Regions from separate parts of the Homo sapiens genome. Here regions 2, 3, 4 and 5 are each linked to region 1. Evidence: chromatin loops called from intact Hi-C (ENCODE). Cell type or tissue: dorsolateral prefrontal cortex. All regions are shown on one strand.

Region 1 (5,000 bases):
CAGCCTGAGTAGCATAATGAGACCCCCATCTCTACAAAAAATAAACAGAGCTCACGCCTGTAATCCCAGCACTTTGGGAGGCCAAGGTGGGCGGATCACTTGAGGTCAGGAGTTCTAGACCAGTCTGGCCAACATGGCAAAACCCTGTCTCTACTAAAAAAATAGAAAAAAAAAAAATTAGCCAGGCATGGTGGTGCACGCCTATAGTCCCAGCTTCTCAGGAGGCTGAGGCAGGAGAATCGCTTAAGCCTGGGAGGTGGAGGTTGCAGTGAGCCAAGATTGTGCACTCCAGCCTGGGTGACAGAGCGAGATTCCATCTCAAAAAAAAAAAAAATTGGCCAGGCACGGTGGCTCACACCTGTAATCCCAGCCCTTTGGGAGGCTGAGGCGGGTGGATCACAAGGTCAGGAGTTCGAGACCAGCCTGGCCAACAGGGTTAAACCCCGCCTCTACTAAAAATACAAAAATTAGCCAGGCATGGTGGCAGGCACCTGTAATCCCAGCTACTCAGGAGGCTGAGGCAGGAGAATTGCTTGAACTCAGGAGGCAGAGGTTGCAGTGAGCCAAGATTGCACCACTGCACTCCAGCCTGGGCAACAGAGCAAGACTCCGTCTCAAAAAAAAAATTAAAAATAAACAGAATTAGCTGTGCATGGTGGCACGTGCCTGTGGTCACAGCTACTCGAGAGGGTGATATGGGAAGATCTCTTGAGCCTGGGAGATCAAGGCTGCGATGAGCCAAGATCGCACCACTGTACTCAGCCTGGGTGACAGAGTCAGAGCCTGTTTCAAAAAAAAAAAAAAAAAATCACCATGGATGGCAAGTCTGCGTCTGAGAGGCACTTTCTGTTACAGAGTCCCCTGATTTTAGGTGATGACACTGAGCCCCAGAGAGGGTAAAACACTCAACACTCAGCTTGAGTCGCTCAGCACATCTGTGGAGAGTCCACACCCTAAGGAGGGGACTGCATGTCCTGCTTTCCCCATGCCACTCTAGGGACCTTGGGGGCAGGCTCTGTGTCTTTGTGTCTCTGGAACAGAGCTCTGGGACCTCTACATATTGGTGGGGGCTACTCCCACCCCATAACAGGTTGCTGCTGGGTGGTGAAACATGGCAGCAGTGTGGTCATTTAGAGCACAAACTCAAAGGACACAATTCCGTAGCTGTATGGGCTTAACCTCTGTGAACCCCAGTTTTCTCATCTGCAAAATGGAGCTAATAGTACCACGGTTGGGCGCGGTGGCTCACACCCGTAATCCCAGCACATTGGGAGGCCAAGGTGGGCAGATCATTTGAGGTCAGGAGTTCGAGACCAGCCTGGCCAACATAGTGAAACCCCGTCTCTACTAAAAAATACAAAAATTAGCCAGGCATGGTGGCCCACGCCTGTAGTCCCAGCTACTAGGGAGGTTGAGGCATGAGAATCACTTGAACCCAGAAGGTGGAGGTTGCAGTGAGCCAAGATTGCGCCACGGCATTCCAGCTTGGGCAACAGAGTGAGACTCTGTCTCAAAAATAAATAAATAAATAAATAAATAAATAAATAAATAAATAAATAAATAATAGTACCTACCTCATGTTGTGTCCTGAGGATTACATGAGCAACTAAGCATAATATAACAAGGCCTGGTTCCAAGGAAATGCCATTACAGTGCTTGCTATGATAACCACTCAGGAGGAAACCTAGTCAGACAGACCAGAGCTACTTTGCTCCTCCACTGGCTGTGTGACCTCAGGCAAGTTAATTAACCTCTCTGAGTCCCATTTCCTCATCTGCTAAACAAATAGTACTTATCTATTGCTATGAAAGCAAAATAATGCCTGTAAAACACCTGACACCTGCTTAAGTTCCTTGTGTGCAGAGACCACGTCTTGCACATCGATCCCCCTCAGGGCTCTCACTCCATGGCCTGGGAGAATGAATCCCTTCCCCAGCCACCCTTCTCTGGCTCGCCATCCTCTTTCTGGTGCTAGCAGACAGCAGCATCTAGTGGACAAGCTCTGGAACTGCATTCTGGCCAAGGGTCACTCGCCAAGCTGCTGTGCAGTCATTTAAATGAGGCTTTTTAAAAATGCTTTAGACAAGGGTGGAGGGGTCAGGAGGAACGGAGGTGGGGTGAAATGCATTGGGCAAGTATTCATTAGGTGCCTGCTGTGTGCAAGGCACTGATCCAGGACCTTAAAAAATGAAGCAAGAGATACAAGATCACTGTAGAAGGACACAAGAAAAATCACAAATAATTATAACTTTGTCATCAATACCCTAACTTTTTATCTTAGAGAAAATGTGAACACAGCATAGGGGGACTTGGCACACTGGACAGTGTCTTCTCAGGAAGTGTTTTTTGTTTTTGTTTTTGAGACAGGGTCTCGTTTTGTCACCCAGGCTGGAGTGCAGTGGAGTGATCACAGCTCACTGCAGCCTTGATCTCCCTGAAGTGGCTGAGCAATCGTCCCACTTCAGCCTCCAGAGTAGTTGGGACTACAGGTGCACGCCACCACACCCAGCTTGTTTTTTGTTTTTGTTTGTTTGTTTGTTTTTGGTAGCATCAAGTTCTCCCTATGTTGTCCAGGCTGGCTCAAACTCCTGGGCTCAAGTGATTCTCCCCGCCTTGGCCTCCCAAAGTGCTGGGATTACAGACACAAGCTACCTTGCCAGCCTTCTCAGGAAGTTTTTACAATTGCAGGGGCGATTTTTTTTTGAAATGGTTGTTACATGTCAATGACTCTCAGTTAAGGCCAAGGCAATAAAATGAAAGCTTAGGTCAGGAAGGTTCTGCCTCGAGTCCCCTGACCCAGGTTCTCCATAGACAGAGGGGAGCGGGAGTGTCTGGCCCCAAAGCCGCACTCGCCCTCCACACTCCACAGTCCCTTCCTACCAGACACAGAAGAGTGAAGAGGGTCTAGAGGTGGCATGAAGCACATCTAACTGGGGGAATCAAAAAATACTTCATGGGAGAGATGACATTTTGCATTGGAGAATGAAGGTAAAGAAAGCAGGGAGGGGCATGCTGGGGGCGCTGGGGAAGGAAGTGCATTCCAGCCTAGTAGACCAGGTATACCTTCACTGGTATAAAGCGAAGTAATGGGAACCAAGTTGGTTGAGGGAGCTGGGGGTTAAGGCCAAATCACAGAGGGCTCCAAATGACAGGCCAAGGAGGCTGCATTTAATACTATCAGGGGACCCACTCAGTAAGAAGGTAAACTGATCTGAGGGCATCAGAGAAAAACCAGACACCCAGAAACTATTAATAGTTAGGTGGCTACTGTCATAGTCCAGCCTAGAGGTAGGGGACACTGCACCATGATGGAGTGGAGATTAGAGACAGAATTGTGAGATCCTTGGGAGGGGAGAAGCAGGGGGAGGCTTGGAAATAGATAGCTGTGGGTCAAATGGGAGGACCCAGCTGAGAATTCAAGGTGCTGAGTCCAGGGGAAGTAATGGGGAGAAAAGCAGAGCTGTAACCAGAATGTGGACTTGACCAGGGGGACTGCTGTGGGCAGGGAGCTGTGGGCAGGGACCAGGAGCTTGGTCTTTGACAGGGGCAAATGAGTTGCCATTGTCCCTGTGGAGATGCGGGACCAAGGCTCAGGAGGGGTGCTGGAGGGAGAGGAGGCAGGGACAGTCAAGTGGGAGTCATTTACCCATATAGGTGCAAGCTGATGACCTAGGGGAGGAAAACAGAATCCTGCGGGCAGATAGGGTGGAGGGCAGGCGCCACCGGACTTCATCGGACTTTGTCTTTTTAAAGCTTCTGGGGGAGGGGGGCAAGAGAAGGAGGAGATGGAAGAAGACAGAGGCGGGACCTTTGGGGACAGAGACCCTTGTGAGTGTCCAGCAGTGTCACAGGCTATGCAGAAGTCCAGGAGTGGTGGCAGGGAGGCAACTGTTGAATTTGAGGTTGGGGGCTCTCCTGGCTGACCTTGGCAAAAGCGGTTTCAGGGACAGAAGTCAGGCTGCAGAGGTCTAAGAGGTGAGAGGCAGAGGAGCTGGAGGCGGCTGATGCTCCCGGGAGGAGGGAGGAGACGGTAAGCAGGGCTGGGATAGGGGAAGGTGAGCGAGGGGTTACTCTGGGGGTCCTGCCAGACCCTGAAGAGGAGGGTAGAGACCCAGAGGCACATGGAGAGGAGACCCTCTGAGACCCTTTGAGACAGAAGGAAAACAGGTGATGCTGTAAGAGCTTAGAGACCCAGACAGAAATAAGACTATGACCACCACATCCCTGACAAACCAACGTGGTGGCCACCAGCCCTAGAGGACATGGGACTGGAGGAAGGGAGGGGTAGAAGCAGGGGCTGAAGACACCTGGGAGGGAGAGCAGACTTCCTCAGACCCTCTCGGGCTCCAGCGTATTGGCGTGGGAGAGGGAGTCCCAGATTCCCGGGAGCTCAGAGCCTAGGGAAAGCCAGGGGTCCCTTTCCCCTTTCCCCAGGCGGCTCCTGTTCGGAGAAACTTGTGGCCCTCGCTTGGAAGCACGCTTTTCCCTATTCCAACCCCAAATACTCAGTACCTGTTTGCTTCCCCCAGAAGTCTGGGCAAGTTTCTTTCTTTTCTGGGACTCAGTTTCTGGGGTGGGCTGAATGATGGAACCCAAAAAGATGTGTCCAGGTCCTAATCCCCAGCCCCCACTCCCCCAGAGCCTGTGAATATGACTTCATTTGGAAAAAGGGTCTTTGTAAATGTAACTTAATTAAAGATGTCAAGACGAGATCATCCTGGATTGTCTGGTGGGCCCTAAAGCCAATGACAAGTGTCCTTGTGACAGACAGGAGAGGGGAGGGCCATACCATGGGAGAATGGGAACTCTGCAGCCCCAAGTCAAGGAACACCTGGGGCCACAGAAGCTGGAAGAGGCACGGAGGGGGCCCTTCCCGAGAGCCTTCGGAGGGAGTTCGGCCCTGCAATGCCTTAGGTTTGGACCTCTGGTCCCAGTAAATGGAAGAGAAGAAATATCGGGGTTTGTTGTTGTTGTTTGAGATGGAGTCTCACTCTGTCGCC
Region 2 (5,000 bases), 84 kb before region 1:
CAGAGGTCTGCAGCCCATTGGGTACAAGTGAGAAGGAGGGGACCCTCTGAGGCCAAGAGCCTTTCCTTTGCCCAGGCCTTGTGGATTCTGCCGTGGCCTTGCTGCTGGAATCCAGCTCCACAGTTCAGGCCTAGTCCTGCCTGAGCCAGAAGGACCCCTGCCCCTTATGCCAGAGATCCAGGCTCCTCTGCCCTCCTAGGGCTCAGGACAACATTGGGACAGGTCTCCAATTATCATCTCCCAGCTGCTTCCTTCCTGGAGCCAAAAGAGCTCCTCATCCCCTCTCTTACCCCCTCCTCATGCCAGCACCTCCTTCCCTACCTCCTGGGGGATCTCAGTGTGTCTGGGGTGGAGCAAACAGTGTACCAGCCTGAGATGAGTGGTGACTGTGGAGTGGGAGGGTCCCCAGGTCACCCAGTTCTCCCAGGCAGATTATGGCAGGGAGAGGTCCCAGCTCCCAGCTGCTGGAGCAGGCAGAGGGTAGGGCATGGAGCTCACAACTGCACTATATGACTGCAGTCCCACAAATCTCACAGTTGGCAGTGGGGAGGGGCTGCTGAGCAGCCTGCACAGACAGGGAAGCAGGGACTACCCCTCACTGCCTCCTCCAGGCCGTCGCTCAGCCCTCAGGTGCTCTGGCATTGGGGCTATTGGGGTGAGGCGGGCAGGAGCTAGATACTAAGGGGTGGCAGAGAGAGGGGAGGGGGCAGGAGAGATGATCTGCTCTCTCTGAGGGGCGGTGGCAAGGAGGAGCTTTGATGTGAAAAGCTTTAGAATCTGTTTAAGAACCTTTGAGATCCTTGGCTTTTATATAACAAAAAAGTAAGCTGAGGCTCGGGGAGAAGGGAACGCCTGGGTAGCCTAGCTGTCCTGGCTTCCTACTTTGTACAGATTTAACTTCTTTCTGCAGGGCCCCAGCTGAGCTGGGAGGATGAACCTGGGCTTCTGGTTGAGGGTGGGGGAGCATCCTGTCCTTAGGAGAGGGAAGCCAGTGACCAGCCTCCTGGGGGGGCTCTGAAGATTCAGGCATGATTTTAACTCCTTCAGCAGGCCAGGCACTTGAAATCAGAACACTGGGAGAGAAAAACCCAGGCCAGAGACACCCTGGGTGTCTTAGCAACTTTTCTGAGACCCCAGGCTAGCCATTTATTTATTTTTTGAGACAAGGTCTCACTCTGTTGCCCAGGCTGGAGTGCAGTGGCGCGATTATGGCTCAGTGCAGCCTCAACCTGGGCTCAAGCTAGCCTCCAGCCTCAGTCTCTTGAGTAGCTGGGACCACAGGCACGTGCCACCATGCCCAGCTTATTTTGGTGGTCTGTTTTGTTTTGTAGAGATGGGGTTTTGCCATGTGGCCCAGGCTGGTCTCCACCTCCTGAGCTCAAGCGATCCACCCACCTCAGCCTCCCAAAGTGCTAGGATTACAGGCATGAGCCACCACACACACCCAGCCTCATTAATTTACTTACTCATTCAGTCAACAAATATCTTCCCTCTCTGAGCCTAAGAACCTAATTTGTAAAATGGGGATGTTAACGTCTAAACTCTGCCTTTGGGCACTAAGTGAGAGGCTGGCAAGACAATGGTAGAGAAAGTAGGTTGTTTTCTTTTTTTCATTTTCTGTTTTTTTTTTTTTTTTTTTTTTGAGACAGAGTTTCACTCTATGGCCCAGGCTGGAGTGCAATGGTGCGATCTCGGCTCACTGCAACCTCTGCCACCCGGGCTCAAGCAATTCTCCTGCTTCAGCCTTCTGAGTAGCTGGGATTACAGGAGCCCACAACCATGCCCAGCTAATTTTTGTATTTTTAGTAGAGACGGAGTTTCACCATGTTGGCCAGGCTGGTCTCCAACGCCTGACCTCAGGTGATCCGCCCGCCTCGGCCTCCCAAAGTGCTGGGATTACAGGCGTGAGCCACCGCGCCAGGCCAAAGTAGGTTGCTTTCAATGAAAGACATTCCTGAGCAGCGATGGGCTTGTAGCAGCCTGACCTCCCTGTTACCCCTACGCCTGTTCCAGCCATCAGCAAGTCCTCGGAGTGGCCCTGACCCCCCTCGGACCTGAGCAGCCCAGGGAAAAGACACAGGGATCGATTCCAATCTAGCAAGCGGATCCAGGCACCTGCCAGCCCTGCACAGATCAATGCGTCCTGTTCCAGGCAGGGAGGGCATGAGAGACCCGGGCTGGGGTCTTAAGCATGGCTGGGTTCTGCTGGGAGAGGGATAGGGGCATTGCGATAGAGAGAGACGGAGGCAGGGAACTCTGGGGGAAGGGAAGCAAAGCTAGGATACCCTGGTGGAGGGGCGTTGGGCCTGAAGGTTCCCCCCAACCCAGGGATGGGGTTGGGGAAACCAGAGACATAAGGGAGGGGGCTCAGGGCTTCTCTTTTCTCCAAGGAACCTCAGTGTGCAAGGCTGACTATATTTTTTGAGTCCGAGATTCAAGCCACAGGGAAGATGCCAAGAACTGGCGAAATCCAGAATCCGAATGAGGGGAAGGGCAGGGTGAGGAAGGCGGGTTCTGCCACCCTCAGCTCAGCCTGCCCCGCCTGGGAAACGCGGAAGGTGAAAGTGGCCTGAGGCTGGGGTGGCCGGGAAGTGGCGGGCGCCCCCCAGTGGCCGGCTAGGAGGACGGCACAGGTGCTTGGGAAGAGTGACGTTGTCATTTGTCCGAACAATTCCAAATTCTACGTTTATTTATCAGCCTCATTTATTTTTATCCTCCACCACATTCTTTTACATGAGATCACTGTAACTGATTATGAGAATTAAGATCCCAACATCTTAGTGACACCATCTCATAAGCCACCAAGCCGGTCCCCAACTGGCATCTTTACCCCGGATGTAACCCTCTACTCTGTCCTCTGGCTGCCCCTGGGCAACATTCACACATGATGTCATCTGCAAAGGAGGAGAACGGGGAGAGGAGAGGAGAGGGAGGGAGAAGGAAGGAGAGAGGCAAATGGACAAAGTAGAGGAAGAACGAAGCCACCAGCTCAGGAAAGGGAGAAGAGAACTCTCTGGGGCCCCTGATGTGAGTCCTCCCCAGCCCCAAACTCAAGATCTGGAAATCAGGTCCCTGTAACCCTCTCTGTGGAGATAAGGAGGCTGGACAAAACCCCTCCCTTGGGGACCTGAGAGGCTGTCACATGTGTGCCCCGACCCACTGCCTGGGCAGGGGTAGGAGCTGGGTTATAGCCCTGGCAGGAAGCGAGGGCAGGAGGCACTCAGGGTGAAGACACCAACTCACAAGCCCACAGGACATGGGGCTAGGCAGGGCAGCAGGAGAGGAGCATGGAGACAGCTGGAAGGGTGGAGGACCTGCCTGCCTTAGGCCACACCCACACACACACACAAACACACAGCATGAGGCTCCCCCAGTCCCTCCTCTGCAGCCAATGCTACAGGAGCCCAAGTCAGCCAGGAGGAGCCCCGAGGCACTGCCACCTTCGATTGTGCATGATGACTCCATCCTGCTGGGTGCCTGCTGCAGTCGGGAAGCACACGGTGTGCTTGGAGGTTGGAGGCCAGAGGACAAAGGTCAACCGGGACCAGATATGTATCAAACTAGGCAGAGGCTCTGGGAACCCGAATTAGGAGAGGGGATCCTTTGCTTCCCCTGCTAGTGAAGGAATCGGCCTCCCTGTCCCTGGGTGCCCCTGGCTCTGCCTTCCTTGTGTGCCCATACTCCTCAGTTTCTGCTGGCTGGCTGTGGGTCCTTGGATCAGAAGCCCATCTGTGTCTGTTTTCTAAAACCATCTTTTCCGCCCCATACCACAGCAACCAAAGTCATTTTCCGGGCAATTGCCTTTCTGTAAACATTCCTGTGTAATATCCCCCCAAATTGCTAATACCCAGCGCCCTGTTGAGTCTCCCTGTCACTCCAACTAAAGCCTCGGAGATGAGGGCGTGTGATGGGGGAAGGGCGATGGGGGGAAGGAGGCAGCTGGACTGAGGATTGGAGACAGGGGGCTCCTGCCTAGCTCCTGGCACAGAGCGGGGGCCAGAAACTCTGCACCTCCCCACGGTGATCCCCACTCCCTGCCAGCCCAGCCCCACCCCCTGAATGTCAGGCTCCACTTCAGGAGAGTCTGCCTGGACTAGGAGGGAAGACAGAGAGGAAGTGGGAAGGGAGCCCACTGGACAGAAGGCCTGAGACAGGGCCTGGGAGGAGAAGGAGCTGAGTTGAAGGCATGGAGGAGATGGCTAGAAAATAAAGACTCCTGGTGACTAGGGCAGGGCACTAGGGACATGGGGCAAGGCCAGGCAAGTTGTCTTCAAGGAATGCCAGCTCCCCTCCCCACCAAGGGTGACAAGGAGGACAGAGAAGAGGGTCGAGGCCAGGGAGGATCGAGGCCATCCCCCCAGCGTGGGCCCTGCCCACTCCCTGGGCACTGTAGTGGATGGGGGCGGGGGGAGATGGACAAGGCAAGAGGTGTCAGGTGGTTCTTGGCAGGTGATACACCTGTTGTCCCCTCCTCCACCTCCCAGCCCTGATCTATAAAGCCACCATGGAGAAGGGTCTGGAGCAGGCTGATTCTCCTCATCATACAGCAAGGGAAACTGAGGCTCAGGGAGGTCGAGTGATCTAATCTGAGTCACCACATGGACTCCCTTCCCCAGGGGTGGGGGTAAGAAGGGGGACTAGGACTGTGGCCTATGACCCTGTGGTCTCTTCCATCCCCCTGCCCAGGGAATACTGCCACCCCCTTCCCAAGCTCCACAGAAGCTGGGCATCCAATGGGATGGGGGATGATGGAGCCCTGGAGGGAGCTGGGAGCAGAGGTGATGCAAAGGGCAGCTAGGGAGGGTGCAGGGCACTGCCAGTCACAGCTTTGTGTAGGCAGAAAAACACAAACCAATTTGTGCAGATTTAAAACCCACTGAAGGCCACTTAGTTGGTAAACGAGTCAGAATCTAATTAAAGGACCTCTTCGAGGCTGGGGGAAGGCACTGACACCTGCCTAGGAGGAGCGGTGAGGCTGGGGGCCTGGGCCCTGGCTGCTA
Region 3 (5,000 bases), 180 kb before region 1:
TGGCCTTGGAGAAGCCCCGCTCCACTCAGGGCCTCAGTTTCCCCGTCCATACAAGAGAACGGGGGGTTAGAGGATAGGTTCCAGACTCCCTGAGGCATGGTAGTGGGAGATCTTTGGGGCATGGTGATGACGGGGGACAGGGGCAGGCCCTTACAGCCTGTCCCCATGCCCCTCCTCTCTCCTGCTCAGATCCGGGATCTCCCAGGACACTACTATGAAACGCTCAAATTCCTTGTGGGCCATCTCAAGACCATCGCTGACCACTCTGAGAAAAACAAGGTGGGTAGGAGTCCCGCATGGAGTCTGGGGGAGGCAAGCACGGACTTACTGTGTGAGGGCCCTCAGCACGCACTGAGCTCCAGCAGGTCCAGTAACTCAGGCCCCTCTAGGCACGCCCTCCTCCTATGACTGCTCCGTCCCCACCCCGCTCCTACATGCTGGTCAGTGCTTTCCCCCAGAGAGCCATCTCCTGAGTTTCTGAGGGCTTTCCAGAGGCAGGGAACCCCGGCCCCCCGTATCCGATGCATTGCCATCCTCCGACTTAGCTCAAGTCCCTCGCATTGCATTTTCCTCATCAAACCCCTTATGCCTTCTGGTTCTGCAGTGGGGAAAATGAGGGGAGTGATAGGATTTTTTGTGTTTTGTTTGTTTGTTTGTTTGTTTTGAGACGAAGTCTCACTCTGCCGCTCAGGCTGCAGTGCCTTGGCACGATCTCGGCTTACTGCAACCTTCGCCTCCCGGGTTCAAGCGATGCTCCTGCCTCAGCCTCCCGAGTAGCTGGGATTACAGGCACCTGGAAGTGATCGGATTATTTCCCAGGCCTAAAATAACCCCTGGGACCTCCAACATGTTTCCTACTGCAGGGTCTCCCACTGCTGGCACTGACCACTCAGGGCTGCCTTGTATAGGTGTGCAGGTTGGGCACTGCTCATGGCTGCTGGGCCTGGGGATGAAAGGGGCTGAAATCTGGTCTGTGCTCTACTCATCAAGCATCTCCATGCCCATACAAGGGGGTGTCCACCCTCTAAGCTGGGGACTGGTGAGGATGTAGTTGGGGACAGAGGCCTCAGGTGCCAGAGTGAGGGAGGACTGAGGTCAGGATGTTGACAGTGACCTGCTTTCCCTGCTGCCCAGATGGAACCCCGGAACCTGGCCCTGGTCTTTGGGCCGACACTGGTGAGGACGTCTGAGGACAACATGACAGACATGGTGACCCACATGCCTGACCGCTACAAGATCGTGGAGACACTGATCCAGCACGTAAGCCCCTGTTCCGGGGGGCGCCCGGCAGCCCCTGGGGCCCAGGCCATGTTCCTCTGAGCCCCTCGCTCTTGCTCCGCCTGGCGGAGTGTGCCCCAGGAAGGGCTCGGCAGCTTTAGAGCATGCTGCTAGGGTGGTATATACTCCTCCAAAGCCATGGGCTGCATTTCAAGGCAAGGCAGGAATGGATCCTGGAATCCCTGCTGCCCTGGGATGTTGTGTCCCCAGCAGGAGAGTCAAGAGGCCCCCGAGCTTCCGAGATGCCTGGGAAAGGTAGAAGAGGAGGAAGGGCAGGGAAGGTGCTACTGGTGGAGGGCGGAAGGGGCAGCTTCAGAAGTTGGCCCCTGGAGAGGTGTCCTGGCAGACACGAGCAGACGGGGGCCAAGGTCTGGCCTGATATCAGGAGGCCCCGGCTCTAGTGACTTTCCCTGCTGGCCCCACTGAGGTTTTGGGGAGATAGTGGTGATGTTCCTGGTAACAAGGGGTGGATGGGGCAGGGCACAGGGCCTTGGCCTGAGGCAGGATCCTGCACCAGTGCTTGGCATGTACTGGGCTGGCCACCTCCCTTCTCATGGCTTCCTGGATGCCAACAGCCCTGGTCCTGTAGGTTCTTGTTACTGTGCATGGGCGGAGGAGAACCCAGAGTGGCCAGCAGAGGGCGCAGAAGGCCTTGGTTTTCGAGAGCCCAACCCTAAGGCAGCACTGCCGCCTTCTGGTGTGCACACGGATATCATTATGAATCGTAGATTTTCCATTTCCAATTCTTGTTACAGCCCACAAAGGATGAGAACAGAGCCCCTCCTGCCAGGGGAAATAAGACTGGCAGCTGGTCAGAGGAAGGGAAGCCTCAGTCCCAAGCCCCCTAGACACTTTAGGGAAGGAAAGCTGGGCCCTATCACCCCCATTTTACAGAGGAGGAAACAGGCTCAGAGAGGCAAAGCAACTTGCTCATGGTCACACAGCTAATAAGTGGCAGCCCAAGATTTCAAGCCAGATCTGACTAACCAAAGCCTGTGCTTTCCTCCTGCTATCAACCCAAAGGCCAGACTCCTGGGTCCCTCCTTGAGCTGGCTTGGGACGGAGGGAGGGGGCCAGGGTAAGGAGGCGAGGTGGTGAGCAGCTGAGCCATGTTAACAGCCTTGCTTGCCCATCTCCCTCCTTCACTGCATGCTCAGGGCTCCGAGCCACAGGAGGGAAGATCACAGCCTGCTGCATCCGGACACTGGGAACACCACTCCAGAGCTGTCTGGGAGGCCAGGGCTGCCCTGCAGCGTCGGGGATCCTGATGAGGCCTTGGGAAAGCTTAGCTCTCCAGGGCACCAGGGAGCCCCGGAACCTCCCGTGAGGGTGTGTTTTGGGGGCAGCAGCAGGGAAGAATGGGTGTCTGGCCCTGTGCTCCTGGAGAAGTCCCTGGAAGCCCAAGGTCTGAGGTCAGCTGAGGTGTCAGGAACTGCAGCCTTCAGGGAGGAAGGAGGCCAAAGCCCCAAGGGGGAGTCCCTGCTCTGGGCAGGGTGGAGAAGGTGGAGTTTGTCTCATTTAGCACTGACACTACTGGCACACAGTGGCTACTCAGTGTTTGTGGAGTATAAATGACTGAGTAAATTGCTAATTGAGGTTACGTCAGGCTGGGTTTTCTTTCTCTTTCTCTCTCTCTCTTTTCGCTTTTTTTTTGTTTTTTTGTTTTTTTTTTGATAGAGTCTCAGTCTGTCGCCCACACTGGAGTGCAGTGGGCAGATACGGCCCACTTCCAGGCTCAGGCGATCCTGCCATCTCAGCCTCCTGAGTAGCTGGGACTAGAGATGCCACCACCACACCACCTGGCTAATTTTTGTATTCTTTTGTAGAGATGAGGTCTTACTATGTTGCCAGGGCTAGTCTTGAACTCCTGGACTCAAGCGATCCTCCCATCTCGGCCTCCCAAAGTGCTGGGATTACAGGTGTGAGCCATCACGCCCAGCCAGGCTGGGCTTTTCTACTCAGAGATTCATTCCCGAGAGCTAACTGAGCTAGTGTCCTTCCCTTCTCTGCCTCCTTGGCATCTGAACGTAACCAGCCCTGGATGATTGTCGAGGGAATGAGCCACCCACTCTGCAAGCCCTGAAAGCCTGCCCACCCAAGCGTGCCAGCTCTGTCTAGCCTGGAGGCTCCATAGCCAGGGCAGTGCTGCTGTCACTTGGGGTACCCAGACCAGTCTTCAGGTCGGAAAGAGCGTGGCAACTGAGGGGTAAAGAGGAACAGCGACTTGCCCAGGGCCACGCAGCAAGATAATGGCAGAGCAGAGAGGAGAGCAAACCTGGGTGTCTGATCTTGCAGCGGGCAAGTTGCCAGGAGCCCCTACCTATGTTTACGAAGTCAAATGGAACCCAAACAAAGATCACCCAGGGCATTTGCTCAGGGACTCACTCAGCAAAGGCAGCGATACCTAATGTTTCTCAGCCTCAGCACTAGTGAGCGCTGGGGTCCAGATAAGTCTTTCTTGTGGGAGGCTGTTCTGTGTGTTACAGGACATTTAGCAGCATCGCTGGCTTCTACCTGCTGGATGCTGGGAATATCACTCTAGTTGTCACAATCGAAAATGTCTCCAGACATTGCCAAGTGCCCACTGGGGTGGGGGGATTGACGGCAGTGGCTCTGGGGCCAGCCTGCTCCTATGTGCTGTGTGGCCTTGGACAAGTTCCTTACCTGCTGTGCCTCAGTCTCCACACCTGTAAAGCAGAGATGACAATACTGTTTACCTCACATCGTTGTGAATGTCTGCTAAAGCACTCGCGGCGGTGCCTGGCAGGTCCTAAGTGTCGTGTGAGAACGGACTGTCATCCTCTTCGTCGTGGTCATTATTCCACGCCAGAGACAGATCCCCGTGCTGGGAACACGGAGGTGAATGGGAGCCTGCTCAGAAGGAATATTGCCAGCGGGTGTGGTGGTGCGTGTCTGTGGTCTCAACTACTTGGGGGGCTGAGGTGGGAGGCTGCAGTGAGCCGAGATTGCGAAACTGCACTCCAGCCTGGGTGACAGAGTGAGACCCTGACACACACACACACACACAAAAATCCATTAAAAAAATGATGCTTCTCATTCATTTATTCTTTTAATAATGTTTATCAAAGTAAGAGCTGCGTCTCTTTGTGCTCTGGGCTATGCCCAAGGAAGCCCCACAGAAGGACCCACCCCGGCCCTGGGTGCAGGGCTGGGGTCGTAGTCATGGAGTTCTTGAACTGCCTTAGAGGACCATGATGAGAACTTAGCCAGGCAGAGCAGGGAGAAAGGGCATCCCAGGCGGAAAGAACAGCACGTGCAGAAACAGGGTGGCAGGAACTAGTGTGGATTCCTCTTGAGAGCCGTGGCCACCCGGGCGCTTCCTGTAGACGCTGTGGCTTGCAGAGTACTTCTGGGCACCTTCCAACCTGCATTAACGGCTGGCTTCTTTGGGCCGATCCTCAGGCTTCCCCTGGTCAGCCTGTCTCTGGAAGCCACACTTTTGAATAGCAGTAGCTGACATCTATTATACATTAACAATGTGCTGCACTCGACGTTTTCCATACAGTATTTCATCTCAATCCTCCTCAGGCCTAGAAGGAGGTACTCACATCATGCCCATTTTAGAGATAAGTAAATAGACTTACAGAGGGAAAGTAACTTGGCTAAGGTGAACTTGAACCAAGATGACTGACTCCAGAGCTTCCATTTTTCTTTTTCTTTTTTTTTTTTTTTTTTTTTGAGACAGAGTCTCACTCTGTCGC
Region 4 (5,000 bases), 160 kb before region 1:
TCTCTCAGAGAGCACTGGCCAGGAAAGAAAGCAGTACTGGCCACCATATGCTCCAGGCTGATCCTAGCAGTGCAACCACATTGCACAACTCCAGGGGGTGCCTTCTGGTGTTGTGCATTGTGGGCAACCATGGCCCAGGAGCCACATGCCTGTGACTCCTGAGTCCCTGACATGCTCTGGTTTTCTCAGAACTAATTAATGTGAGAGCAAGGACAGTGGCTGCAGTGGCCACAAGAGGCATCTGGGTCTCCATTCATTATTACACCATGGCTGAAACAAGAGGTGGTCTGTGAGGAGGGGTTGAAAGGGCAGCGTGACCTTGTCAGGTCATTCCAGCCCAAGACAGGAACCAGTCCCAGCGTCTGCTTCTACAAGGCTTCCTGTGTTAAGGGGACTTCATTCACCAATTGTTTGTTCATTTCATGTTTATTGAGCACCTGTTATGTGCCATGCAGAAACAACCAAGTCACAGCCTTTGCTCTTAAGGAGCTCAGAGTTTGATGAGGCTGATGTGAGAAGAGCTAGGAGCATAGTGAGATGACAGGAACATAGAGAAGTGATCTCCCATCTCAGGCAAAGGGAGGGCTGGGAAGTGGCTGTACAGAGGAAGCCATGTTCGAGCTGGGCCTTGTAGGGTGAGTAGGAGCTCATCCAGCAAATAGGGCAGGGGGACATTAAGGGCTGGCAGCAATGTAACAGTGTAGGTCACATCAAAGGAAGGGTTGGTAGGGCTGTATTTCCACAGTGAGGGCTGTGTTGGGGTTGGGGTCAGGGCAGAGCAGGGCAGTAGGCTGGGAAAGTTGGGGCTGGGTTATGAAGAGCCCCATGTGCTGAACTGGGGAACTTGTGCTTTATCCTGGTGGGTGCTGGGGCATGCAAGCTTCTGAGCAAAGCTGGGTGAGGATCAGATTCCTGCTTCAGAATGGTGGCTCTGGAGGAGAGACCCGGGCTGGGGCAAGGGTGGAGGCAGGAAACCCTATTAGGAGGGGCAGGAGGGCCCAGAGAGGGCAGAATGAGGGCCTGCCGGAGGAGGAGGAGGAGTTGGCTTTGGGAGCCATTTCAAAAGAATCCAGGACTTGGCTGTGGGTGGAGGAGAGAGGGAGGAGTCACAAGACCGCCCTAAGGTGAGCAGTGTGAATGGAGGCAGTTTGGGGCAGGGGTAGGTAGGATGCTGTGGTTCCGGATAGGTGAGTTTTAAGAGCCTACAGACACCCAGGTAGAAATGGATTCTCAATGGGAAGAAGAGTCCCGGAGCTCAAGTGAGTGTGGTGTTGGACAGGGAGGCCTGGATAGCAGCGCTGCTTGGGAATGGTATTTTCTAGGGAACACGAACAGAGAAGGCAAAGGGGCCAAAAACAGTCCTGGGAACACTGAGTCTCAGTGGGGAAGGCAGGGGAAGGCAGGGGCGGGGCGGGGGGCGGGCAAGAAGAACCTCCCAAGAGGCAGAGGAGAGGCCAGAAGGGCGGATGAAAACCAGCTTCCAGAAGGCCATGGGCGGCAGCATGGGCCCTCCTGGGAAAGTGTGAAAGGCCAAGGCCCCAAAACACCACAGGGTGTAGCAGTGAGGGCTGGTTCAGGTGAGAACAGCGGCATGAAGTTGCCCAACTTGGGGTTGGAAATCACAGTTTGGGAGCGGCTCCAATCCAAACCATGACACCATACGGGATCTTTCAGCCACTTGCAGGGGCGGAGCTGGCGGCGGGATTGACCTGGGATTGGGGATTGGCGGGGTGGGGAGCTGGTGGGGTCCGGCGGAAAGGGGAGGACGTGAACTTGGGCGGGTTGCCCTGGAGAGGCCTGTAGATGCTGGGCAGGTGGGAAGGCAGGTTTCCAGGTGGCAGCGGGTGGAGAGGAGGTGGGGGACTTGTGGTCAGAGAGCGCCCCTGGCGGGGATTTGGGGATCAGCATGCAGGAAGCTCTGGTGATGACACCCCAGGGGCGTGTGTGAAACGGATTCAGGCTGCCAAGCGTTATTCACTGTGGAGAGATTGTCATCACCAGAGCCGTGTCTAAAGGATTTAGCCAGGGCTGGATACGGAAAACAGAATGGAAGGGGGCTTTGGGAGACCAGCCCACCTCACAAGAAAGAGCTGAGAGCCTAGATTTGGGCCAGCGGGGGTAGTCTCTGGACGGAGGGCGGCACGGGGCTGGAGGAGGAGCGTTTTATGATGCGGCCGTGGGTGCTGGCCTTGGCTGGGGCTTGTGGCGACTGGGTGCCGTGACGTGGGGGTGGACCGGGTAGAGCGGGGTCGGCAGGGGGCCGAGTCCGGGCGCCCCCCGCATCCTGACCTGTCTCCCACACAGGGTTCGTGGGCCCCCAAGAAGGAGCCGTACGCCCGGGAGATGCTGGCGATCTCCTTCATCTCGGCCGTCAACCGCAAGCGCAAGAAGCGGCGGGAGGCGCGGGGGCTGGGCAGCAGCACCGACGACGACTCGGAGCAGGAGGCGCACAAGCCTGGGGCGGGGGCCACAGCGCCGGGGACTCAGGAGCGGCCGCAGGGGCCGCTGCCTGGCGCCGTCGCCCCCGAGGCCCCCGGACGCCTCAGTCCCCCGGCGGCGCCGGAGGAGCGGCCGGCCGCGGACACGCGCTCCATTGTGTCGGGCTACTCCACCCTGTCCACCATGGACCGCAGCGTGTGCTCGGGCGCTAGCGGTCGGCGGGCAGGGGCGGGGGATGAGGCGGACGACGAGCGTAGCGAGCTGAGCCACGTGGAGACGGACACTGAGGGCGCGGCGGGCGCGGGGCCTGGGGGGCGCCTGACACGCCGGCCGTCCTTCAGCTCGCACCACCTCATGCCCTGCGACACTCTGGCGCGCCGCCGCCTGGCCCGGGGCCGCCCAGACGGCGAGGGCGCGGGCCGGGGCGGTCCCCGCGCCCCGGAGCCGCCCGGCTCGGCGTCGTCCAGCAGCCAGGAGTCGCTGCGGCCCCCGGCGGCGGCGCTGGCCTCCCGGCCCTCGCGCATGGAGGCGCTGCGTCTAAGGCTCCGCGGCACGGCGGACGACATGCTCGCCGTGCGCCTGCGGCGGCCGCTGTCGCCCGAGACCCGGCGGCGCCGGAGCAGCTGGCGCCGCCACACCGTGGTGGTGCAGAGCCCGCTGACTGACCTCAACTTCAACGAGTGGAAGGAGCTGGGCGGAGGGGGCCCCCCGGAGCCTGCGGGCGCGCGGGCGCACAGTGACAACAAGGACTCCGGACTCAGCAGCCTGGAGTCCACCAAGGCGCGGGCCCCGTCGTCCGCTGCCTCGCAGCCGCCCGCGCCCGGGGACACGGGGTCCCTGCAGAGCCAGCCCCCGCGCCGCTCGGCCGCCTCCCGCCTGCATCAGTGTCTGTGATCCCCACCTCCCGCGCCGCTCGGGCGCCACCCCTCCCTAGAGCCCCTTTGGAACCAGGAGGCTTCACCAGCCTGCACCTCCTCTTCTGTGGCCCCTGGGTGCATGGTGTGGGTGGAGGGCGCAGCAGGCAGTGTCTCTAGTTGGTGTGCTGGAACTGGCAGGGCAGAGGAGAAGGCTGGGGCCGGACTAATTGAATGGAAGGGGGTTCCAGAGGTGATGAGCAGAAGAGGAGGGGGCGTGGGCTGCTGGGGTCTGTGTCCCTGCACACATGCGCCCGATAGGTCCTTCTGAGCCTTTCTGTGGCTGCACTTGGGGACCCTTGTGGACCATGGGGTGTGGCTAGGGAACCCCTAAGTTTCAGACTAAAGGAAAGATCCTGGGTGATGCTGGCTTTTTGCTTCTTTCTTCTGCCCTCCCACCTCAGCTTGTAAGCGGGGATGTGTGTATGTCTGGGGAGAGGAGGTGTAGGGTGCGTATGTCCATGGGGGGAGGGGCTTGTGTGTGCAGTCATTGTCCCAAGGTGTTTCCAGTAGCGACTTCTGTCCCCCTATCCCCACCCTGGTCCCCACTTTGCGCCCCCGGGCTCCCTGCCTTTGGTGCACACAGGATCCTGCCCGCCCCCCTTGCCAGAGCCAGAGAAGGGGGTTGGGGCCATTCCAAGGAGGCAGGACTGAAACCCTCACCAGGGTTACTCCCCAACATCCTTTTGCCTGAGTCACCCTCTAAGCGCTTTAACCACGGGCAGCTGCCTGTTCCCCAGACAGTTTTTGGTGGGGGGGGTCCAGGGTCCCCCTTGCTGGTACCTCCCTCACCCCTCTTTTTGTTTTTCCATCTGTGCCTGTTCCTTCCACAGCCCAGGCACACAGAAGCCCACCTTCTTCCCCTTAGGAGGAGGGATAGTCAACACCCCTGCTGTCTCTCTGTCACTCACACACTGATTTATGGGGTCTGAGCTGGGCTGTTCCTGCAGGATGGACAGGACCCAGCGCCCTCTTCTCCCCACAGGCTGTAAATAGACTTCCAATCACCAGGCCAGCCCCCACACACCCTCACTCATTCCAGGGAAGCCCAGGTAGGTGGTGAACCCGCTGCCACGTCTATCAGTCCTCTTGTTTTATGCAAAGATTTACTGTAAAGTAGATTTCTTTCCCTCCCTCCCCCATTCTTTTATTGTAAATATTGTCTCTAAATGTGTAACATATTATAAAGAATTTATAAGGATTTTTAAAGATGTTTTGCTCATTTACAAAAGTGTTGTAACAGTGTTGGACAAAGCCTTCCACCCCATGTCCGCATGGCTCCTTTCACTGTGTCCTTGACACACCTCTCTGGCAACAACTAAAATTTCCTGCTTCTGAAAAGTCCTGTCTTAAAAGTACAGTCTATATCTTGGAAATAAATAGCTTTCCTCAAGGCATGAGTCAGCTGTCTCACTTGTTTTGGAGGGAAAGGGCCAGAGTGGGGCTGGGAGACAGGAGAGGTACCTGGCCCAGGGAAGGAGGGCGATGGGGACTGGACCAAGGGGTGGCAGGACGGAGGCAGACTTTTTCCTGGTGACCTTTTTGTAAGTGTCCTGGGGGACTGGTCAATGACACAGGGACAGATATGAGTTGGAAGAGTGGGTGGCCCTCATTGCTGTGCGAAGTTTCCAGGCACCTGCTCTCTAT
Region 5 (5,000 bases), 240 kb before region 1:
TGAGGTCCCTCCCCACAGACATGGACTCTGATGATCGGCACACTCTCCGAGGTGCCTAGGCTGATGTGGTTAACGCCCGGCTTTCTGGATGCACCGGAAGCGTGGTGTGTATGGAGTGCGTCTGAAATCAGAGCTTCTTTCATTGCACCAGGGGAAGCTCCTATTTTAAGTTTCCCATGTGCTGAGCCCTCTTGTAAAGCAAAGAATCCTTTTATAGTGCGTGAGCCGCCGATGTGTCTGTTTGGTATGTGTGGATTTTGGCATGGAGGGCTTCCTTAAAGGGGAGCATGCCTGGAATCTCTCACGGGGGCTGGAACTGCTGGGTGGGGTGAGTGCCAGGACTGAGGGGCTTGCCCCACTGTGGTCAGTCCCGCCCCTCTTTTCTCCTCATCTGACTCCCAACACTCCCACCCAGGGCTGGCTCAGGGCCAGACAGAGGAGAGGGGAGCAGCTGCAGGGGGATTTCCAGAGCTTCGACGGGGAGGTGGGAGCCTCCTCTCTAATCCCTTCCCCTTTGCTTCCTCTCTCTTCCCTTCCTCTATGTTCCCCTTCTTTCCTCTTTGCTCCTCTCCTTCTTCCCTTCCAGAAGGGCAAAATGGAGACAGGGAGGAGGATGGGTCCCATGTGCAGTGATGTGTGGGGACCAGGTGGGGCTGGGCAGGGGCTGGGAGCCTGGAACAGAAGCAGGAAGAATTGAAAAGCCCTATGTAGAACTGTAGAATTTAGCATCCTGAGCTGGAATGAACTCCCTGGCCTGACCCCTCCCAGAGGGATCATTCGATAGAAAGAGCAACATCAGACTTCGGCTAGAATCCTGAATCCTAGCTGGGAGATCTTGGACAAGCTACTTAGCCTCTCTGTGTCTGTTTCCTCATTTACATAGCGGGGCTAATAATACCCACCTTACAGTGTTGTCATGGGGACTAAATGAAATAATGTTTATAAAGAGCTTGGCACATAGTGGGTGCTCAACGTATTTTAATTCCTTTCCTCTCCGTCTTGGTGTTTGCAAGCCCCTGCTGAGTGACGGCATGGTTTTTGTAAGGCATCTTTGAGCCTCGCGCACACTCACTCATACACAGGGTCCGTGCCACCGGCCTTCCCTGACAGGGTGTCACACAGTGAAAAGCCTGCTGGGCTGGGTTTCCCAAACGTAGTTTCCCTAAAGATGGCCAGTTCAGAGTGGCAGGGGTGGATTTTCTGTCGGCCACCTCCTGACCTGACATGGGGCCTCGCTGGGTGTGGCTTGCTTACCCTGCTGCCAGCTTACCCTGCTGCCAGCTCAGACAAGATGCAGCCTCTCGCTCCCGCCGTAGCCAGCTGTCCAGAGGTTTTCTGCGTAGGCCCCAGCTGCTTGGCAGATTACCAGAGCTCTTTGGCCCCAGCCTGGCCATGGGTCTTCAGCCTCCCTCCCCAAGGGGTGTTCAGGTGGGATTCTTCTCACAGGATTCCTGGGAGACCTGACACCAGGGATGAGTGGGAACTGGCATCATCTTGAGTGGACCATTGCCCCACCCTCCATCATTAAATATGGTCAGTGAGGTTCACTCTATGGGATGTCTGGGGCTGTGGCCAGCGCCTGTGCCCCACCCTCTCCCTCCTTTCTCTGACGTTTGCTAGTAGAGGGCTTTGAGGTCTAGGACAAACCCTGCCTGCCTCCCAAGACCCCTTCTTCCTCCCCTAGTCACTGGAGGCTCCTTCTTGTTTTGCTCAACACTGTGCTTGCACCACAATCTCAGCACCATCCCAGGCACCCTTTGCTGTGTTTGTTGCCCTCCGTGGAATATGGGGACGGTTCCCTCCCTACCACCCAACACAGCAGTTTGCATGTACTAGGTGCTCAATAATTTTTTTTTTTTTTTGAGACGATGTTCTGCTCTGTCACCCAGGCTGGAGTGCCGCGGCATGATCTCGACTCACTGCAGCCTCTGACTCCTGGGTTCAAGCGATTCTCCTGCTTCAGCCTCCCAAGTAGCTGAGACTACAGGCACGTGCCACCATGCCTGGCTAATTTTTTGTTTTGCTTTTTGTTTTTTTTTTTGAAACAGAGTCTCATTCTATCGCCCAGGCAAGAGTGCAGTGGCATGATCGCAGCTCAGTGTAACCTCCATCTCCCCAGTTCAAGCAATTCTCCTGCCTCAGCCTCCTGAGTAGCTGGGATTACAGGCGCACACCACCACGCCTGGCTAAGTTTTTGTATTTTTAGTAGAGATGGGATTTCACCATGTTGGCCAGGCTGGTCTCGAACTCCTGACCTCAAGTGATCTGCCCTCCTCAGCCTCCCAGAGTGCTGGGATTACAGATGTGAGCCACCGCGCCTGGCCAATAAATGTCTTTTGACTTGATTAAATGGGGCCCCTCTCGCTTTGGAGATACAAACTGTGGTGGGGGTGTTGCCTGTGGGGGACAAGTAGAGGACCTGGGGGCTGAAGCCATAAAAGTGCAAGAACCGCTGTCCCCTTTAGTCCTGCCCTGCCATCCTTCTCCACCAGGGGATGCTCTTTCTCCTTTGGTGGAAGGGCCTGAGCTGGGGCCAGGTGTAGGTGCCCGTGCCCCATAACCCACCTTTCATACATTATGGTTTTTCCTTTTCAGCTCACAGAGTTTTTCAGATTCTTTGTCAAATGTGAGCCTCAAATCAGAGGCAGGCCGAGAAGGCCTTATCGTTTTCATCTTACAGAGGGTGAAACTGAGGTTCTGAGAATATACTTGTTCTCAAAAGTCATACAGCTACTGGGGGCTGGGGCGCAGGGAGGGTGCAGCACGAATTTGAACCCAGGTCTTCAGATTCTTGATTCAGGGCTCCTTTGAGGACATCATAAACCTGGGTTCCTCCTCTGGAGCCCCACCCTCCAGATACTTTTCCTCCAGTCCGCTCATCACGCCCTCCTTGCGTCCCCTCCGGCTGTCTCTCCTTGGCACCTGCTCCTCAACCCAACAGCCTGCTGAAGTCTTCCCCACCCAAACAGACACCTGCCTTGTCCACACCCACCTGTGCTGCCTGCCTGTCGCCTGTCCCTTCCTGTTAATGCTCAGTGGGCAGATTCGACTCCCTCCTCCCTGGGGCCCCTCCTCCCTGCACAGTCTGACCCCCACACCCACTGGCCCCCGAGGCTGTTGTCTCTGCCCCACACAGTGCCACCTTCTCTGGCTGCCTGCTTCCTCCCAGTCCTTGTTGCCTCCTCCTTCTCTGCCTACCCCCAAGCCAGGGTTCCTCTCACTCTTCACTCTCCCTGGAGAATCTGAACCACACCCCTGGTCTCAGGGACTACCAGAGTCTCTAGCTCAAGCCTCTCTTTCAGAAGATGGACCCACGGTTTAAGCAGCCTGTCACCATTCCACCAGCCTCACAGCCTGCGGGTTAAGTGTATAGACCCTGGAGCCCAAATGCCTGGGTTCAAATCCTGTGTGGCCTTGGGTAAGATACTTGAGTTCTCTGGGCCTCATTTTCCTTATCCATAGAATGAGGATTGAGATCTATTTCACAGGCCTTTGTGAGGCTTAACTGGGATCTCACATACAAAGGACTTCGTGCCTGGCTTGTCCCCTCTCTCTGTGAACACCCTAGACAACCTGATATTCCAGGCCTTGGCCTTGCCCTGCACTCTTCCATTTCCTTCCTCCTGCTCACCAAATCCCAGAGCCTCTGTTGTTTGTTGCCCCTGCCCCTTGCTTTGGTACCTTTCTCCTAGAATCACTTTGCTTGCCGCCCTCCATTCCTGTTCCCGTTATGTGCCACGGTGGCCATGGCACATCGCTGCTTCAGCTCCCTGCCCCAAACCAGGCTAGCACGGAAGCGCCTCTGGGCAGCCCCTCCAGCGTCACACCCCCGCCTGTGTTTCCTTCCTCATCCCTCCATGCTTCCTGCCCATAGGCACCCTCCACTTGGCTCCAGCCACGATGCCGATGCCGGAGCCTGCTCTCTCTCCTGCCTCCCTGGTTCGCCCTGAGCATCACTCTCCCTGGAGTGCCTTTTTCCCTATTCCCACTCTCCCCTGCCCCATCCAGGAAGCCCAAGAAGCTCAAGGCACCTCCTGGGGAAGCCTCCTCTGCTTCTCCAGCCGAATGTGCTCCTGTGCTGGGAGTTCTTTATAGAGTCACAACTGGAGGAGACCCAGGCCCCTCAAGGGAAGGATCTAGGCCTCACCTCTGTATTCCCAGGGCCAACCTACCCCACCCCCTCCTCTCCTCTACCCCCTCACATAGTAGACCTTGTGAATGAAGGATGGTGATTGGGCTGGGGAAGGAGTTTGGAAAGAGGGGGAGTATGAGGAGGGTCCTCAACCAGGGAGACTCTCCCCATGTTGGGCTCTATGGCTCCAAACCCCAAAAAAATAGGGTACAGGAATACAGTGGGTGCTGGGGCGGATGGCAGGATGCATGGAGTGAGACCCAGAGTGTCGAGAGAGGAAGGGGAGCCCGGATGGAGAGGAAGGTGAGGAGGAAGAGCAGCTAAAGAAGATAGATGAGGTGGGCTGGGACAGGGTGGGGGTGCAGGTCAAGGTGCAGGAAGAGGTGGGAAGGGCGGCAGGGTGGGGAGAGAGCCGCACTTTCTGGGAAGTGGGAGCGGGTGGGGGAGGCTGTGCAGTGCATTGTGGAGGGAGGAATTCGCCTGCCGGTCAGTGTGAGCTCATTTCCTCTCACCCCCTCCTGCGGGGTCTGAGGGCATCAGGCTCTGGAAAAAGTGAGCCAGGGGCACCCCACGGCCACCACCCTCCCTCCTCCCCCATGGCCTCAGTTCAGTCTGATTTCAGATGCCAACCTTTCTCCCTCACAGAGACAACCCTTTATCCTGGGAGGAAAGGACCTCTGAGCCAAGGTGGCAACAAGCATTGGACCACTGGAGCTACAGGGCAGAAAGAGACAGGAACAGGGACCTGGTGGAAAGTTAAGCAAGAAAATCCAAGCAGTAGGCCAGGCGCGGTGGCTCATGCCTGTAATCCCAGCACTTTAGGAGGCCGAGGAGGGTGGATTACGAGGTCAAGAGATCGAGACCATCC

Evidence for each region. Hi-C counts contacts between places; a loop is a spot of excess contacts. Peaks named below come from ENCODE experiments on the same cell type or tissue, not always from the same donor. Only the 100,000 strongest peaks of a DNase experiment are listed, where the experiment ranks them.
Region 2: it touches region 1 in a loop (4-fold over the local background); 20 of 110 quality-filtered maps call a loop at or near these places.
Region 3: it touches region 1 in a loop (10-fold over the local background); 79 of 110 quality-filtered maps call a loop at or near these places.
Region 4: it touches region 1 in a loop (4-fold over the local background); 33 of 110 quality-filtered maps call a loop at or near these places.
Region 5: a loop joins it to region 1, with 4 times the contacts of the local background. A loop is called at or near these places in 47 of 110 quality-filtered maps.

The regions. Positions count from the first base shown.
Region 1 is chr17:38,665,727-38,670,726 of GRCh38, forward strand. No RefSeq gene overlaps it. Among named protein-coding and RNA genes, the nearest start is that of EPOP, 6.7 kb to the right of the region's middle. RefSeq lists an enhancer at 1,830-2,124. In dorsolateral prefrontal cortex, CTCF peaks have their summits at 1,985 (motif pointing left) and 2,190; a DNase peak (open chromatin) is centred at 1,975.
Region 2 is chr17:38,581,929-38,586,928 of GRCh38, forward strand. The region is part of intron 1 of SRCIN1 (SRC kinase signaling inhibitor 1); the gene reads right to left. Among named protein-coding and RNA genes, the nearest start is that of SRCIN1, 22 kb to the right of the region's middle. In dorsolateral prefrontal cortex, CTCF peaks have their summits at 2,612 (motif pointing left) and 2,814; a DNase peak (open chromatin) is centred at 2,573; H3K4me3 peaks cover 223 bases; H3K27ac peaks cover 1,542 bases.
Region 3 is chr17:38,490,273-38,495,272 of GRCh38, forward strand. ARHGAP23 (Rho GTPase activating protein 23) reads left to right here. Exons shown (of 24, transcript NM_001199417.2): 19 at 190-279; 20 at 1,135-1,260. Among named protein-coding and RNA genes, the nearest start is that of ARHGAP23, 64 kb to the left of the region's middle. RefSeq lists enhancers at 2,975-3,476, 3,477-3,976. In dorsolateral prefrontal cortex, CTCF peaks have their summits at 1,895 (motif pointing right) and 2,106; a DNase peak (open chromatin) is centred at 1,929; H3K27ac peaks cover 1,981 bases.
Region 4 is chr17:38,507,640-38,512,639 of GRCh38, forward strand. ARHGAP23 (Rho GTPase activating protein 23) reads left to right here. Exons shown (of 24, transcript NM_001199417.2): 24 at 2,305-4,746. The coding sequence ends at 3,333. Among named protein-coding and RNA genes, the nearest start is that of ARHGAP23, 82 kb to the left of the region's middle. RefSeq lists enhancers at 1,117-1,944, 1,945-2,761. In dorsolateral prefrontal cortex, a CTCF peak has its summit at 1,892; DNase peaks (open chromatin) are centred at 1,892 and 2,169; H3K4me3 peaks cover 529 bases; H3K27ac peaks cover 2,503 bases.
Region 5 is chr17:38,421,349-38,426,348 of GRCh38, forward strand. It overlaps a transcript of ARHGAP23 not described here. Among named protein-coding and RNA genes, the nearest start is that of ARHGAP23, 4.6 kb to the right of the region's middle. RefSeq lists enhancers at 39-967, 2,554-3,199. In dorsolateral prefrontal cortex, CTCF peaks have their summits at 2,499 (motif pointing right) and 2,700; a DNase peak (open chromatin) is centred at 2,493; H3K4me3 peaks cover 870 bases; H3K27ac peaks cover 5,000 bases.